Linked DNA regions of Homo sapiens: region 2 is linked to region 1. The links are chromatin loops, found by intact Hi-C in ENCODE. Cell type or tissue: GM12878. All regions are shown on one strand.

Region 1 (8,000 bases):
ACATTTTCCTTCACTGAAATTAATCAGCTGCAAATGATTAAATTACTATATATAGTGTGAAACACAACAAAGCTGTAATTTTTATATAAATTCCAGAATGTTACATTATTTCCCTTCAGCACTGACATCGGAATAATTCCTCCACAATCATTGCTTTGTCTTCTGTAAAATAAAATTTTAAAAACCCATTGCTCTTCAAGCGTACCAAAGTCTGAGTTCAATATTTAATATGATTAATGTTTACTGTATTTGTTGTGGGGTTGTCTGCTAATTGTGGCGTTAAACCGCACCCCCTTCATCATCTTTGGGGGCTGAGCGATGTTGGTTCAGAACCACTGTTTGAGAAAGTATCAATTAAAATTCAGCTCCATTGAACACATGAATCCTTTTTGTTGTTTGTTTGTGGTGCCCGGCATATCCGGTGGCAACATTCTCCTTCACTCCCCTTCTCCTAACTACAAGAACAGTTGGAGATTCCAGGCAGCTTCTGAGGAAGGATGTGGTGAAGCCACAGGCTTGCTCAACAGGCAAATGGATGCCAGAGATATCCAGGGTGCAATGCCAGCAATAGGCTTCTCTAGTGAAGCCCTCAACGCTGGAGGGGAATGGGAGTGGTAATTAAAGCAAGGCCTGGATGCGGGTGTGGCACTTCATGACCCGAGATTGTGTGTGTCTTTAAATTTTGTGTCCTAGCCACCTCACTCTTAAGGACCTGACCTCTTTACGTTTTGCACCCCAGGCACCTCGTCTGCCCGTCTGCCCCTCTGACTGAGTACTGAATTGACAGTCAGAAAACATGGAATGATGAACCAGTGTGAATAGGCTCTGCCATGATTAACCTTGGGTAAGTCCCTTTACCTCTCTGGGTCTTAGTTTTCTCATCTACACAACAGGAATAATTATCTCTGCTGGGAAGAGTTAGGAATGAGACCATGCTTTATAAATTGCAGGATGCTCTCCAGATATGGGGGTTGTTGCCACTGAGCGACAGATGTTCCTCTAGCCTTCCTCCCTACTGTGGCAGATCTTCTGGTTCCCTCCTCAAAGCCCTGCAACCCTTTTGGGAAAAACCCTGGGGAAAGTCTTGGAAATGCCACCAAACAAGGACTCTCAGCCCCTGTGCGGCCTCCAAAGCCCAGTGAATAAGACTCCCAAGTCTGTTGCTGCTTTCAGCTGCTAGGGCTCTATTCTGCTGCTGGCTTTGAGGCCACACTGTGTCAGCTATACTGAGGCCACCTGGCAGTGGTGGAGTGATCTCTCCCCTCACCCTCTCCCATTCTTATCAGTTCTGAAGGACAACTTCCTTACTCTCCCAGGGTTTCCTGAAGAATGTATGGGCAAACCATTCTTCCAGCTTCTCTTGGTAGCCCCTCTCTGTTGAAAGCCCATACAGAAAACCATGGAGACTGGCTCCCAAGTCTCCTCTCTCCATGCCCACAAGCACCTGAAGATATATTTTAGTATTTTAATAACCTGTATGGACATGCTGGTGCACCCTGGAAAACATCAGCTCTAGGTCAAAATACGAGTTTCAACCAGGCACGGTGGCTCTTGCCTGTAATCCCAGCACTTTGGGAGGCTGAGGAGGGCAGATCACTTGAGGTCAGGAGTTCCTTCCTGTCATCTTCCTCACCCCTGTGAACCAAGCCCACCTCAGCAGATCCCTGTGTGCTAGTGGGCGATCCTTTCATCGTCACTGGAAATAGCTCTCTCCTGGACTCTCAGTAGCTAGAAGGTGGGGCTCTGAATACTTAAGCCTCCACCAGCTACACAAGAATAGGAAGCAACCATGTACCATTTTGACATTGAGTTGTTCTTCCAGAATTAGGGAAAGATTTCTTTCTACTGAATCAATTCGAACCTTCTCCATGGATCTCTTTCTTGCTGTGTCATTCCTGGCTAATGGACTAAGAAACACTCAGGTTGGGGTGGGATTGAAATGCATATCTTTTTTTTTGTTTTCTTTGAGATGAAGTCTCACTCTGTTGCCCAGTCTGGAGCGTGGTGATGTGATCTCGGCTGTCTGCAACCTCGGCCTCCCGAGTTCAAGTGATTCTCCTGCCTCAGCCTCCTGAGTAGCTGGGACTACAGGTGCATGCCACCACACCCAGCTAATTTTTGTATTTTTAGTATAGACAGTGTTTTACCATGTTGGCCAGGCTGGTCTTGAACTCCTGACCTCAAGTGATCCGCCCACCTCGGCCTCCCAAAGTGCTGAGATTACAGGCATGAGCCACTGCTCCTGGATGAAATTCATATCTTGACCTAGAGCTCATGTTCAGCCAGGATGCACCGGCATGTCCATGCAGGTTATTAAAATACTGAAATATATCTGTATCAGCTGGTCTGTAGTCACTGCCAAGTGCCCATCTGTGTCGCTGCTGCCCATCCTCTTCTCTGGGTCCCCTGGACTCCCTGGAATCCAAGAGAAGGGGCCTGGCACGCCAGGGATGTCCAGGGGGCTGCTTTGGCTCTAGAGCCAGGGTTCTTTCTGATTGATTGGTTCTTGGGCCACATTGGTTCATTAGTTTGAAGATCACCTGACCCTTTCAGCTAATTAATCACACTGCTTTTTACAGATAGCCACTTTGGACCCCTGTGGCAAGAATGTGTTGGGTTCTATTTTAAAGCATACTGAAGCTCCTTGTAAAATGATTTCAGTGCCAAACAGTCTTGTCACTGGACATCACTGCCCTTGATAAAATTTCCTTTCCATCAACAAACTCCAGCCTGGCAATCCCAAACTGCCCCGTTATCAATATGCTTTCAGAAAACAGCAATAGTCAATACATACTGAGTGCTGGTCACAGCCAGGCACTGCACCAAGGGCTCTATATGCAAGATCTCATTGAATCCTCTCTGTAATAGTGTGACTTGTAGCCATTATTATTATTATCATTTAACGGATGTACAGACTAAGATTCAAAAACTTTGGGTAATTTGTTTGAGATGTTCCACTAGAAGGCAGCAGGGCTGGCTTTAAACCCAGGCCGAGGGACTCCAAAGTGCTTAACTTTTAAGCTAAACTTGTTAGTATATAGCCTTATATGTGTTCATTATTTTGTTGCTGTTTTTATTGTGTGATGTCTTAGTCTATTTTATGTTGCTATAACAGAATACCACAAACCGGATAATTTATAAAGATAAGAAATATATTTCTCACGGTTCTGGGAGTGGGAATATCAAGGTGCTAGCATCTGAGAAGGACTTTCTTGCTGCATCATCCCATGGTGAAGGGCAAGAGGGTGAGACAGGGAGAGGGAGAGAAAGCACAAGAGAGGGACAAACTCGCTTTTATAACAAACCACTCTCTTGATAACAAATCTACTCCTATGAAAGTGACATTAGTCTAGTAGAACAGCATCCTCATGACCTAATCACCTCTTAAAGGTCCCCACCCCCCTACACTGCAGTTGCACTGGGGATTAAGTTTCCAACACATAAATCTTGGGTACAAATTTAAACCATAGCATGCATTCCCTACTACTGTAGCACCCCAGGGAATGTGTGTGTTCGTGTGCACATATGTCTGTGTGTGTGTGTGTCCGAGAGAGAGAGAGTTAGAATGAACATCTGTAGGATGAAGGGAGAGACACATGTAGTTACTTCCAGATCCTTGTTCCCTGTCATTTTATGTGGTTTCTTCTGATCATCTGGATTGTCTGAAATAGAAAGCTCCTGTATGTCAAGGGCTTTGATTGACTTTTCTCAAAACCTAGGTGAGTGCCCCCATGCAAGCAGGTCCTCTGTGACGGCATCTAGATCACAATGGGGATGAATCAGTAAGTGAAAACTTCTGGGGAAGGAGGGAGGAGTCTGCTAGCTTCTTTCTGCCAAGATGAGCTGCGGTAGTCCTTTTCCTCCCTCCCCTCCTTTCTTTCTTCCCTCGTTTCTTTTCTTTTTCTTCCATGTCATTACGGAGAAGGGCACTGGAGGCTTACTGAAGAGCTTTGAGAAATAGCATAGAAGGCCCAGAGCATTACTTGTTTCCAGATGGTATGTGTGCGTGTGGATCTGGGGGGAATGTGGACCGTTTTGGTGGACTCTGGTGGCTTTTCCCCTGCTGGATTCCCTTTGGAGTGGTTTTCTTGGACGTGGGCAAATTTAAGATTTAAAACAAAATTCAAAGTGATGGAGTGCGGCTGACTTCTCTGAGGGTTTCTTCACTTCCAGATCAAGCTAAGGCTGTACCCTGGCTATGAATAGCCCAGCCTCCTGTGGTGTCCAAGCCTGGAGAGATTCTGTCTCATTCACTCCTGGTAGACTGGTTAACCCGGCCACAGGCTCCTTTTGCCTTCAGCGCTCCCCAACAGCCGATGGCTGGCCAGCATGTCCACCATCTTCATGCACAAGGTGTGCTCTACATTAAAGATCCTCTAACCATACAGCATTGTGGATAAGATGATTATCTGCTTTTTTCCTTCACCTTTGAGCCCAAACTCTCACTTACCATTAGGGCTTGAATGAGCTGCAAATCCAATGCAATCTAGAAATGCCCACCAAAAAGACGAATTTGAACTTTGCCTAGGGCCAAATTACGGGGGATAGGGAGGGTAAGGGAGGAAGAGAAAACATATTTCTTCTGCCTGTATCATTGCATTTACCCTAAAACCTTGTCTCTCCTACTGTGGGAAGAACTGAGCCATAGGGCCAGCAATCTGAGTGTGGGCAGCTTCTGGGTTTGAGTGTTTTCTTTCAAGTTCCCCCTCCCCGCCAGAGAATAAGCCCTCTGCTCCATGGCTGGCGTGGGCTGAGATCTGAGATTCTGTTAATTGTGGAGTGAAATTCTCCCAAGGAGGCGGACATTGCCATTGCGCCACCTGCTGGAAGATTGAAAAAGTATTTGAAACTCAGGGTTCAGCTATCCAACCAGTGGCTTCGCAATCAAAATGATTATTTTTCATAATTCCCATTTTGTCTTACTACACAAGTTACACAGGTTCATTGAAGACAACTTAGGAAGTTCACAGAAGTAAAACAAAACAAAAGTCATCCATAATTCTGTCACCCAGAGATAACCATTTTTTATATTTTGTTGGCTTTCCTTCCAGTCTTTTTTCTAGTTGGATATATGTAAATTCATATATGCTATTGATATCATTCAATAAACATTATTTTATAACTTGCTTTTTAAACTTAACAATAAATCTTAAATACCTTTACCTATTATTAATTATAATCTGCAACATGAGTCTTGCTTAGTACTTTTTTAATATTCCTACACCATACATCTACAGTCTATTCCTATACATTAATTACAATGTTTCTATGCTTTGATTTTTACTGAGTCTAGTTTCTCCCCTCCTTTTTCCTCCTCTTCTTTCTTTCCTTCTCCTTCCTTTCTTTCCTTCCTGCTTTACTTCTTTTTCTCTTTACTTATTTATTTCTCTCCCCTAACAAAAGTCTGCCATAGATGTTGTTTGGGGCAGTTCCTTGGGTGTGTCTATCTCACCCCGTCATAGAAGGAGCTCTAGAGACTTTCGCGTGGACCCTGGAGCTCTCTTCCAGGTGGGCTCTGCAGTCCTGCCATGAAAATAGAACATTCTTCACTCCGAATAGAGGCAGACAAGAAAGATGGAATCCCCATCTAGTGCCTCCTCCAGTGCCTAGTGAAAAACAGGAGGCTAGCAATTGCTGATCATGTGCTCTGTACAAGCCGGACTCCATTCTTAGAACTTGATATGAATTATCACACATAAGTGTCACAAAACCCTTACAAGATATAGTCCTTCCCTTCCTTCCTTCCTTCCTTCCTTCCTTCCTTCCTTCCTTCCTTCCTTCCTTCCTTTCTTCCTCCCTCCCTCCCTCCCTCCGTCCCTTCCTTCCTTGCTTCCTTCTCCCTCCCTCCCTTCCTTCCTTCTTTCCTTTCTTCCTTTCTTTCACTGGACAGCTTAGGACACCAAGCTTAAGAAAAGCACACAAACTTGCCCAAGATCACCAACAAGTAAAGCCTTAAACCTCAGTGTGCAATGACTGCCTGTTAAAACAAAACAAAACAATATTTCCAGCCTCTCTTGACAAATCAGAAGATTTGACAACACAGGTTTGCATTCCACTGTAACAATCATTAGCTGGAGCTGAGTAGTGGTGCCCATATTCCATCAGTACAGGCTCTCCAGTTGTACTGTCTCCACTTCTCATACATTCTCCTCATGGTAGAAAAGGACTCCCTACTGCCAACGGCACAATGGGACTGACTGACTTCAACTAACAGACTAAGAGAGTTTACAGAAAGAAAACGACAGGCTCAGAGCTGTATATTCCTGGCTCTGTCTGAGAACCAAGATGCGTCTACAGCTGCCCTAAAAAAAAATCATCTGTCTCTCCTATCCATGGGTGTGGAAAGGGATGTGGAGGATGCTAGACCATGGAGGGAGGAGCATAACTACAGTTCAGACTGAAGTCGTTGCTATGGGTGCCACTTCCAGAGCTACTAGAGTAAGTACACACATGGGTGTATGGGAGCAGTTGTTAGCTTCGTTGGCTGATGGTGGCCTGTGCTAAGTGAAGTTGATATAATATAGAACAGGAATTGGCAAACTTTTTCTGAAAAAAAGACAGGCAGTAAAAGTTTTGGGCTTTGTGAACCATGAGGTCTTTGCTGTAACTAAACTCCACTGTCAGAAGTGCTAGAGCAGCCATAGACAATATGTACATGAACGGGCGTGGCTGTGTTCCAATCAAGCTTTGCTTACACAAACAGGTGGCAGTGTTATTTACAAAAGCAGGCCATAGTTTGCCAACTCCAATATAGAAGAAGGAATCGAAAGATTTAAGAATAGGGCTGTTGGAGTGGATTTAGCCTCTGCAAACGATCCCATTTAAACTAGTTGGATTTTATTTTCTTCAATTGAGCCCTCACTCATACATCATTTCCACACTTTCTGTGACTTTTGAAAATGGTCAAAATAAGACATTTCCCTGCATACAATTAGGGATTGGGGATGGGATTTCAGATTTGGATTATCTGACTTGGGTTATTTTCTAAATTGTGTTAGTGATTGGGTTCTCAGCAGACCAGAACCCCCATGGAGGCTCCTCTTTGGACCCAGAACTTCTTAGGCTAGTGGAACCAGCAGAGGCAGAATCACCCCAAATGGGATTGGACCTGTGGGGAGGCCACGGTCCTAGAAACGCATCCTTCAAAGACCAGGCTGACAATATCATTTAACACAGCAATTTCCAGTCCCTGAGATGAGATTTGAGTCAGAACGAGAGGGAAGTAAAAACAATTTAAAAAGAGAAGCTGGAGAAGTCTAGGCATCTCTCATAAGTCTGGAGTCTCCGGATTCAAGAGTTCGGCCCAGAAAATGAGAAAGTGGGTGGAGAAAAGAACTGCCAGGGAGTGAAAGGCTGTCAGGGACTCTTATGTTTGTGTTTTACCTGAAGCCCCTGGTGGTGTGGGTAGTATAGGGAAAAGGGGAAAAGAGGACACTTCTAAGCTGGCTTAGTATAAATATATACCATTCTCTAAAGTTGGAAGGGAAGGGGCCTCCTCCATTACAAGGAACTCCCTGTCCTGTGTCCATGGATAACACTGCTGGCTGACAATGGTGCTCATTTCCAGTGAGCTCTGATGTGGTCCTGGTGGGGATTTATAGGCTTGTCAACTCAGCCTTCCGGGCAGCCTCCTGCAGTCAGTCAGGGCAGACCTTATAATAATGAATATAGTTCATACTTATAGGGCATCTGTTGTGTCTCAGGCCCTAGGCATTAGCTCCTCTAATTCTCACAACCCTATGAAGTACAATCTTCTCTCTGTATCCATGGGAGATTAGCTCCAGGACCCCTACAGATACCCAAATCCACAGATGCTCAAGTCCCTTATTGAAAGTGACGTAGTATTTGCGTATCACCTATGTGCATCTTCATGTGTACTTTAAATCATCTCTATGTAAGTCTCATGACTTATAACACCCAATGCAACATAAATGCTATGTAAATAGATGTAATACTATATTGGTTCTTACCATTTTTATAGTAGTATTGTTATTTTTTAT
Region 2 (8,000 bases), 53 kb before region 1:
CTATTATTGTTCTTCCTACCAATGGGCTCCATGTAGGTGTGTCTGTTAGTCTGTTTTTGTTGCTGTAACAAAATACCTTAGACTGGGTCATTTATAAAGAATAGAAATTTATTTCTCACAGCTTTGTAGGCTAGAAAGTGCAAGATCAGAGCCCTGGTAGGTTTGGTATCTAGTGAAGGCTTCTCCCCGCTTCCAAGATGGTGCCTTGTTGCTGGGTCCTCACATGGCAGAAGGGCAAAAAGGAGGCCTAGCTAGTTCTCTTGAGCCCTTTTATAGAGGCACTAATCCTATTCATGAGGGCCCTGCCCTCATGAACTAATCACCTCCTAAAAGCCCCACCTCTTAATACTGTGAGAGGAAAATAAAAACTTGGGATCCCAATTCGCTCTGCCACAAGGGAAAGTTAAGCCGAAAGCTGAGTCATGCAAGAAGCTCCCTTTCCTTTTGCTCCTGAGCAGATACCTACCGATAAAAGTTAAGTATTTCCACAGGTAGCTACTTTATATTCCCCTTACTGTATGTAAAGTACCGATTTACTGAGCAGGAGACGAATACATAATTCACTATTCCCCTACCTGCTCTTTTTTCCTTGCAACCTGTGGATTTCCATATCCTATCTCACTCTTTCCCCTGCAGCCTCTTTCTCCCTTTAAATATTGAAGCCCTCGAAATCATCCTTGGAGAAAAGCACAGACCACAGGCTGTTTCTTTGATTCTGTGTTTTGTTTTGTTTTTTCCTCCCAGGCATGTCCTTAACCTTGGCAAAATAAACTTCTAAATTGATTGAGACCTGACGCATACTTTTTTGTTTACAATGTCATTGCCTTGGGTCTTAAGTTTCAGCAAATGAATTTTGGGTGATTCATAGATTCAAACCATAGCAGTGTGTGTGAACACCGCAGCCTGCAGGTTTACATCAAGTCCACCCCCCAACAGCTGCCCGTTGGCCATCCTTTGGGACTAGAGGTGGGCTTACCCACCATGTTGCCTGCCCTTTGGAAGATATACCTGGGGAAGAGGCTGACCCAGGCTTTGGAAGAGACTTGGGGTCATTTGGGCAGAGAGTTCTGGAGTCATCTGGGGACTTGGAGCATGGTCTAGAAGCAGGAGGCACTGGCTCTGAATGGGCAAAATTTTTTGGCCCATGGACTTCTCAACCCTTGGGGAAGAACATAGTGAGACAAGGAGTGGAATGAGTCTTTACTAGTCCCAAAGTGAGCAGAGCAGGTTGTCCAGGATTCAGGGAGATATTGATTAAAACTCCTCCCTTTCATTGGCAAAGGTGTCCTTGTCTGGACAATCAATTATACAGTCATCTCATATGTGAGTTGGGTGGCTTTGGGCATTACTTCCCTTTCTAGTTCCCTGATTTGTAAGATGGGAATCCACTGTGGTAACCACAGATGCTGCTCACCAGTGCTTTCAGCAGTAGGATCACACTCTCCTGCTCCCTTGAAGTTAGAAGTGGCCACATGACTTGCTTTGACTGACCAATGTCAGTGAGCATGAGTGACAGGGGCCACTTTTAGGTGGCAGCAGTGGATTGCCTGTGTGGGGTCTCCAGTGGATATGGTTGCTTGTGGAGATATCTTGCTGAGACCCCACACCACAGACAACTGGCCAGGCCACAGCTGGCTTTGCAAAAGCAAAGATTATACCTCTGTTGCTTTAAACCACTGAGATGTTAGCATTGTCTGTTACTGCAACATAACCTGGCTTCTCCTCTTTCCTACAAGTACCAATCTCAAGGGCTGCTGTGAGGGTTACATGAGAAAGAAATGTATGTATGTGCTTGGTATAGTTCCTGGTACAGAGCTATTAGTGTTTATCCTAGGAGCAATGAAATGCTTAAGTGCTCACTACACAAACACCTTTGAGGTAGAAGGTAGCCAATCCTTACAGCCATTTTCTTTGATGGACTTCTGTGGGAGAATCAGACTCCATTTTCTATTTTACATGAGAAAAATTATAGAGGTACTAAAAGCACATGGGGTGGTGCGACGCATTACACCTAGGGTATGTATCCCCAGCCATGGACCCTGGGACTGACCAGAATTGAGGATGGGGATGGTTTCTTTGGAAATAGCCCCAAGTTCATGTAAATCTCATGAGTTTACTGATGACACAAGGTTTCCAGCCAGTACTCAGACTTTTAATACTTCAGTGTGAGCCAAAGTGATGAACGTTATGCCACTCATTGGTTTTTAGTGGGAATTCTAGTGCTATAAACTCATTTCAGTACTTCAGAGACAGCCAAATCTCAACTGCACGTTCTTGGAGAAACCTGAGATTTCATTATGAAAGTGACAAAATAAATCTAGAAGGAAAAAAAAAAAATCCCGTCAACCACTCACTACCTCACCCCACGAGACATTTTAGCTGAGCTGCTAACAAGCAGCCACACAGCAACTGTTTGCTGGGGACTTCTGAGAAGATACGACTCACGCATTTGCTAATAAGGGAACAACTACCATATTCCAAACAGGTGAAGAAAACCTTCAGGTATGGCAGATTTTCTAACTACATTTTTGTGACACTTTTATTCATTCGAAAACCTACAGTAAGAGACGCGGAGTGTAAAATGTGTGTTTGTGTTTTGCTTGGACAGACAATGGCTCCTAGCAATTAATGCTTTCAGTCACATTAAGCATTAAATAATGCTTTGTGACATTACAGTATTTCCCATTACAGATCAATTTTGTAGCATTTGTTCATAATCAGACTTGAAATGTTACCTAGAAACAAAATATGTTTTCCTTGAAACAGTCAGACCTTATTAGAAATCTAAGGTTTTACAAATCACCATGTTAACAGTTTTGCCCCTAGCTAAGGTTTTCATTCTTTAGTGTTAAATTCAGCCCCAGAAGCTCTAGTATCGTTCAGGGTTAGTCTTCCAATGTGCACTGACTTGAAAGGAAAAAGTTAATGCTCCAAATATATTTAATGTCTTACTACATACAATAATAAATCAACTATATTCCTTTTTGGAGGTGAAAAATAATGTCATCACCTTTTAAATTGTTATGCTTATAATTAGGTTACACAATATTATTTTCTCATTTTTTAAAAAACAGCTTCTCATTGCTTTAAAAAAAAAGCCATATGCTTATTTCTAGTAAAGCGGAGTTATTCTCATTTCCTTACCACATAATCATATGCTGTGGATGAGCAAAGAAATAAAGAGAAAACATATGAAATTTTGAGATTTGGAGCAGCAAAACTTAAAGCTAAATGGAAGAGAACTTTGGAGCCAGGAACACCTGGAGTTGATGTCTTGCCTTGCCATTTAATCATTGTGGAATCTTGGGCAAATCGCTCAAAGTTCCCATTTAGCAATTGTTAGCTATTTTAATATTTTTTACAGAATTTTTTTCCCTGAGAGATATTCCCTTTGATTAAAGCCATCAGCCTCTCATTCATTCAGCAAATAATTCCTGAGCATTTATTGCTAATAGACTCTACTGTTCGCAGTCCCGGGAAACAGCAGTAAATCAGAAAACGAGACTGCTGGTCTCATGGTTTATATTCTAGCTTGGGAGAGACAAGCAATGTCCAAACAATATAATGTCAAGTGGTGTAGTAGGTTAGCTTGAATGAAGGCCCCCCACCAAAAGATATATCCACCTGCTAACCCCCAGAACCTGTGAATGTGATCTTACTTGGAAAAAGGGATGATGTAATTATGCACCTCAAGATGAGACCATCTTAGATAATCCAAGTGGGCTCTAAATCAAATGACAAGTGTGCTTATAAAAGACACACCAAGGGGAGACACAGAGAAAGGAGAGGAAGGCCTTGTGAAGACAGAGGCAGAGATGACGCAGTGGAGTGATGTAGCCACAAGCTAAGGAACTCCAAGGAGTCACCAGAAGCTGGAAGAAGCAAGGAGGCATTTTCCCTAGTGCCTTCAGAGGCAGAGCAGCCCTGCTGACACCTTGACTTCAGACCCTGGCCTCCAGAACCGTGTAAGTTTCTGTCACTGTAAATCCCCCACTTTGTGGCAATTTGGACAGAAGGCATGGAAATGAATACAAATAGTAATGCATGCCAAGAAGAAAATAAAATGGGGATGTGAAACCGAGATTCGAGTTGGGATTACTTTAAATAGTGGGGTCTGGAAAGCCCCCCTGAGGAAGTACCATGTGTTACCCGAGGGCGTGAGAGATGGGTATTCTGAATGTGAGGGGGCAGCAAGTGCAAAGGGCCCAACCTGGGAATGACCTTGGTGTGTCTGAGGACTAGAAAGTCTCTGGGGCCAGACTATAGGCGGTATGAAAGGGACAGTGGTAAGGAGATGATGCTACTGCTGGTAGGGGCCAGATCCCATAGGCCTCCTCCTACAGCGCCTCATAGGCCCAGGGAAGAAGTCCAGATTTTCCAGGTGCAACCTTTTTCAGGAAGATTTTATAGTTAAAATGACCTAGAAAAGTAAAGGCATTAAGTACATACATTTATTAAATTAGTAAATATGAGTCTATTCTGAACATTCTAGTAATTGGATGAAAAAAAACCCCAGAACCTTTATAATGTTATTCATGGGATCCAACCCCACTGTTTTATGCTATATGAATAATGTCACAAATAGCATCTGTGAAGTCAAACACCACAGGACACAGTAGAAAATCCTTAGGGGGATCCTTTATTTCATTCACTTCCTCCTTACAAGGTGAAATTTCAATCTGTACAGGTTGTGTCTGCCAGTTCAGTCCACAGCTCAGAGTATCACCTTGTCCTCATTCCATGGTATAAGCTGTTGCGGGGGGACAGGTCTGCGGGTCGTGGATTCACTGGACTGGATGGGACATGATCCAGAACTCCGCTCCGTTTGGCTTCCCAAGGATCCCACCAACTCATTCTAATCAGTGATCACTGAGGAAATGCATTGTATTCCTATTCACTATTTCAAAGATCAGGCCTACCTCATTGGCATATTAAGAAAGTTTTCTCAAGTATATTTAGTGTTTATCATTTTACTATAGTTCTTCAAATGTCTGACATTCATCTTTTCCCTACCTCTAAATTCCTTTCTTTTTCACATTATCTTTCTTGATTGCTTTTTAATAGAAAAACAAACAAAGACATGGATTTACTGTGCATATTAGCAGATCCATACTGGAAAATGCATGGAGGTTTCATATACACCACTTACAGTAAGTAATAACTCAGAGTATAAAGTCGAAAAGAAAGAATCTGAAATATTAGACTTGTTCTGAAATAAGCTTACCTAGGATGATACCACTTTCGCTTAATCAGAATTTCCCCTTTCCAACTATTTAACAGTGGCAAATATAAAAAATCTGGTAGTTAAAATACACAGCAGTCACTTCATATTACTGCCTCCCTCAACCCACTCACCTTCTGAAGAACAGGGCTTTTTCAAGTTTTGTTCCCCTTTAAGTTTTAATAGAAAAAAAAAAGTTTTAAGTCATGTTGTACCAATATATCCCCAGAAAGAATTGCAATTTACCAAGGTTTTCACGTGTTTTGAGAGAAATCTTACTGAAAGACTAGTGATGTCCATTTTCCAGTAAATACTGAGCGAAAAACAATTTTTATACCCCAATCTGAGGTATAAACTTGCTTTTTGTGGGATCACAACTGCTGTAAATTAGACAATTGTAGCAACAATCCAAGACAATAACAGAATGCCTATGACAGTCTGCCATATTCTGGTGAGTGTCTATCAAAGCTCATCATGATTTTTTGTGAGATCTTCCCCGTAATTGGTAGCTTGGCTTCCGACAAACATGTTCCAGTTCTCCAATATTTCCTCTTTAGTTAGCTTCTCATCCTATAGAAGAGATCAAAGAGCACTGTCATGGAAGCTCTGGTAACTGTACTAGTTCTGTATGATGTTCATGTCATTTCACTGATGTACAACATTTAAAATACTATATTTAGTAATCCAGAAGCTACTGGGCACCTCCTTCATCTACCATGACTGCATTGCAAAACTCCAAATCGGAACAGCCTCTTGCTATAAAAACCGTGCTAACGTGTCAGGGAAGTCCCCGAGTAATTCAGAAGCTAGAATCCATTTGTGCCCACAAGCAGTGTTGGTCTTCCCAAAATAGGCCCTCAAGAATGCCACTTTCCTCTTACAGCCTCGCTGCCTAAACTGACTGTTGGCATAACCTGAGAATTTGGGGGCAATCAGCAAAGTGGGGAATAGGCAGGACATTTTTCTAAATGTATTGATTTGTTTATTTGGATGTTTATCAATAGATACCGAAGTACTAGGCATTAAAGCCAGAAACCTGAGCTTGCCTGAGGATGTCTGGGCTTTAATGGGATGGGCTTCCTTGTTCCTGACACCTCACAGATGTTTGATAAGTATTTGGTGACAATGAATGGATAAATAAGCTGATCCTAGGGCAACACGGGGTATACTTCTTAAATCGTGTCCTGCCCACAAAGTTCTGCAATCTTAGGAAATGTGACTTAATGTAAGTCTGTGGCTCACAGCTGACTTTCCAGGAAAGTTGGGGCCTAATAATTTTACTGTGGGTTATCACGGTATTAGCTCAAGTTTACAGGTCTCCACTGTAGGACAAGAAGGAAAAGTCAATAAAGACATGGCCACATGGGTCAATGCTATCGCCGAAAAAGCAAACAAAACCGATCTTATGTAAACTGTCTCCCTTCAATCAGTGATTCCAGAAGAATGGGAAATACCTTGTTTTTGTCTGATTCATATACCAGATGCCTGGCCTCAGCCTGTGCATGATCATAATCTTGAGGGAGGATCCAGTGGCGAATCTCATCTTTGTCTAACTTCCCGTCCTTGTTCAGATCCCGGAATTCGTTAAACTGCTCCCGTTCTGATAAAACCCAGTCTGGCTCAGGGCCATTCTCCTCATGGGAAAACATATCCGCTAGAAGGGAAGGTTATTGTTGGTTACAAAGGAAAGTGGGAAGGTAAACCTCCCCCACCCCCATAAAACAAACTTGACCTCCTGAGCTTTAGGAAAGGCGACAACCAATCCAGAGACCTAACTCAAACAGCTGGTAGGCAGCTTCTTGGGGATAATGATGCAGTAATTTATTCATGATGAAGGCCATGTGGTGGAGTAGAAAGAACTGAGTTTAGAAGCCAAAAGATAAATCCCGGCTTTTGACTTAGTTCAGTGACTGAGCCTGAAGTTTCCTTGTCTGTAAAATGGAGATGATAATTTATAAATCATGGGGCTATTATGATCAAATGTGCCATTTTGATGTAAAAGCCCTCTACAACCCAAACTGGCACTACATAAGCGAAAACTAATAATAATGACTAACATTGAACACTATGGTCCAGATACTGTATAAAGTGTTCTACACACAGTTTTCATTTGATTTTCACATAACAGCCTTACAAAGTGAGTGCTGTTATAATTCCCATTTTACAGATGAAAACAATGAGGTAAAGTCTTACCCAATGACCCACAGCTCATATGAGCTGGAGGCTGCACAGGAACATGGTCACTCTGCTTTCAACCCAGAGTCTTAGCCACTGTGTTTAGTACTATTGTTTATATCATTTCCAAAGGGCTTTCACTTGTCATTATATTTCATCCTTATAACAATTCTACAAGATGGGTCATTATCCCCATTGTACAAAATGGCAAGGAAAAGAAAAAGGAAACGTTTTTGCATTGTGTGTGTGTCAGTAGCTCTTGGAAAAGAGAGATACCCTGCAGGCAGTTTCTCTGTCACGGAAGCAGAGCTTGGAAATGTCAGGTGGTGAATGAAGCAGGTAGTAAGTGAAGGAAAAAAAAAGACAAGACCCTTGACTACAAGGTAGACCCCTAACTGACATGTCTACATTGTTTTTGAGAAAGAGTTGTAATATGTATTAGCTAATTCGAGCTTCATCGAATCCTGTAAAAATGGGCTCACTTTTTTTCCCCCATTTTACAGATGAGGAAGCTGAGGTTTGAAGCCATTACATGATTACCCCAGGGTCACACAGCTAATTGGTGAAGGTAGGGTTCCTAATTCCAGTGCTCTTCCTACTACCA

The links. A loop is a pair of places that touch in the nucleus more often than their neighbours do. Peaks named below come from ENCODE experiments on the same cell type or tissue, not always from the same donor. Only the 100,000 strongest peaks of a DNase experiment are listed, where the experiment ranks them.
Region 2: it touches region 1 in a loop (3-fold over the local background); 7 of 110 quality-filtered maps call a loop at or near these places.

The regions. Positions count from the first base shown.
Region 1 is chr11:32,049,143-32,057,142 of GRCh38, reverse strand. LOC101928385 (a long non-coding RNA gene) reads left to right here and starts at 3,822. Exons shown (of 2, transcript NR_188501.1): 1 at 3,822-3,996; 2 at 4,174-4,385. RefSeq lists an enhancer at 4,633-4,712. In GM12878, a CTCF peak has its summit at 4,826 (motif pointing left); no DNase peak of the experiment used is centred here.
Region 2 is chr11:32,102,156-32,110,155 of GRCh38, reverse strand. RCN1 (reticulocalbin 1) reads right to left here. Exons shown (of 6, transcript NM_002901.4): 5 at 6,676-6,875; 6 at 4,434-5,791. The coding sequence ends at 5,684. Among named protein-coding and RNA genes, the nearest start is that of RCN1, 15 kb to the right of the region's middle. RefSeq lists an enhancer at 3,892-4,161. In GM12878, no CTCF peak of the experiment used is centred here; DNase peaks (open chromatin) are centred at 2,284 and 4,025; H3K4me3 peaks cover 1,149 bases; H3K27ac peaks cover 3,465 bases.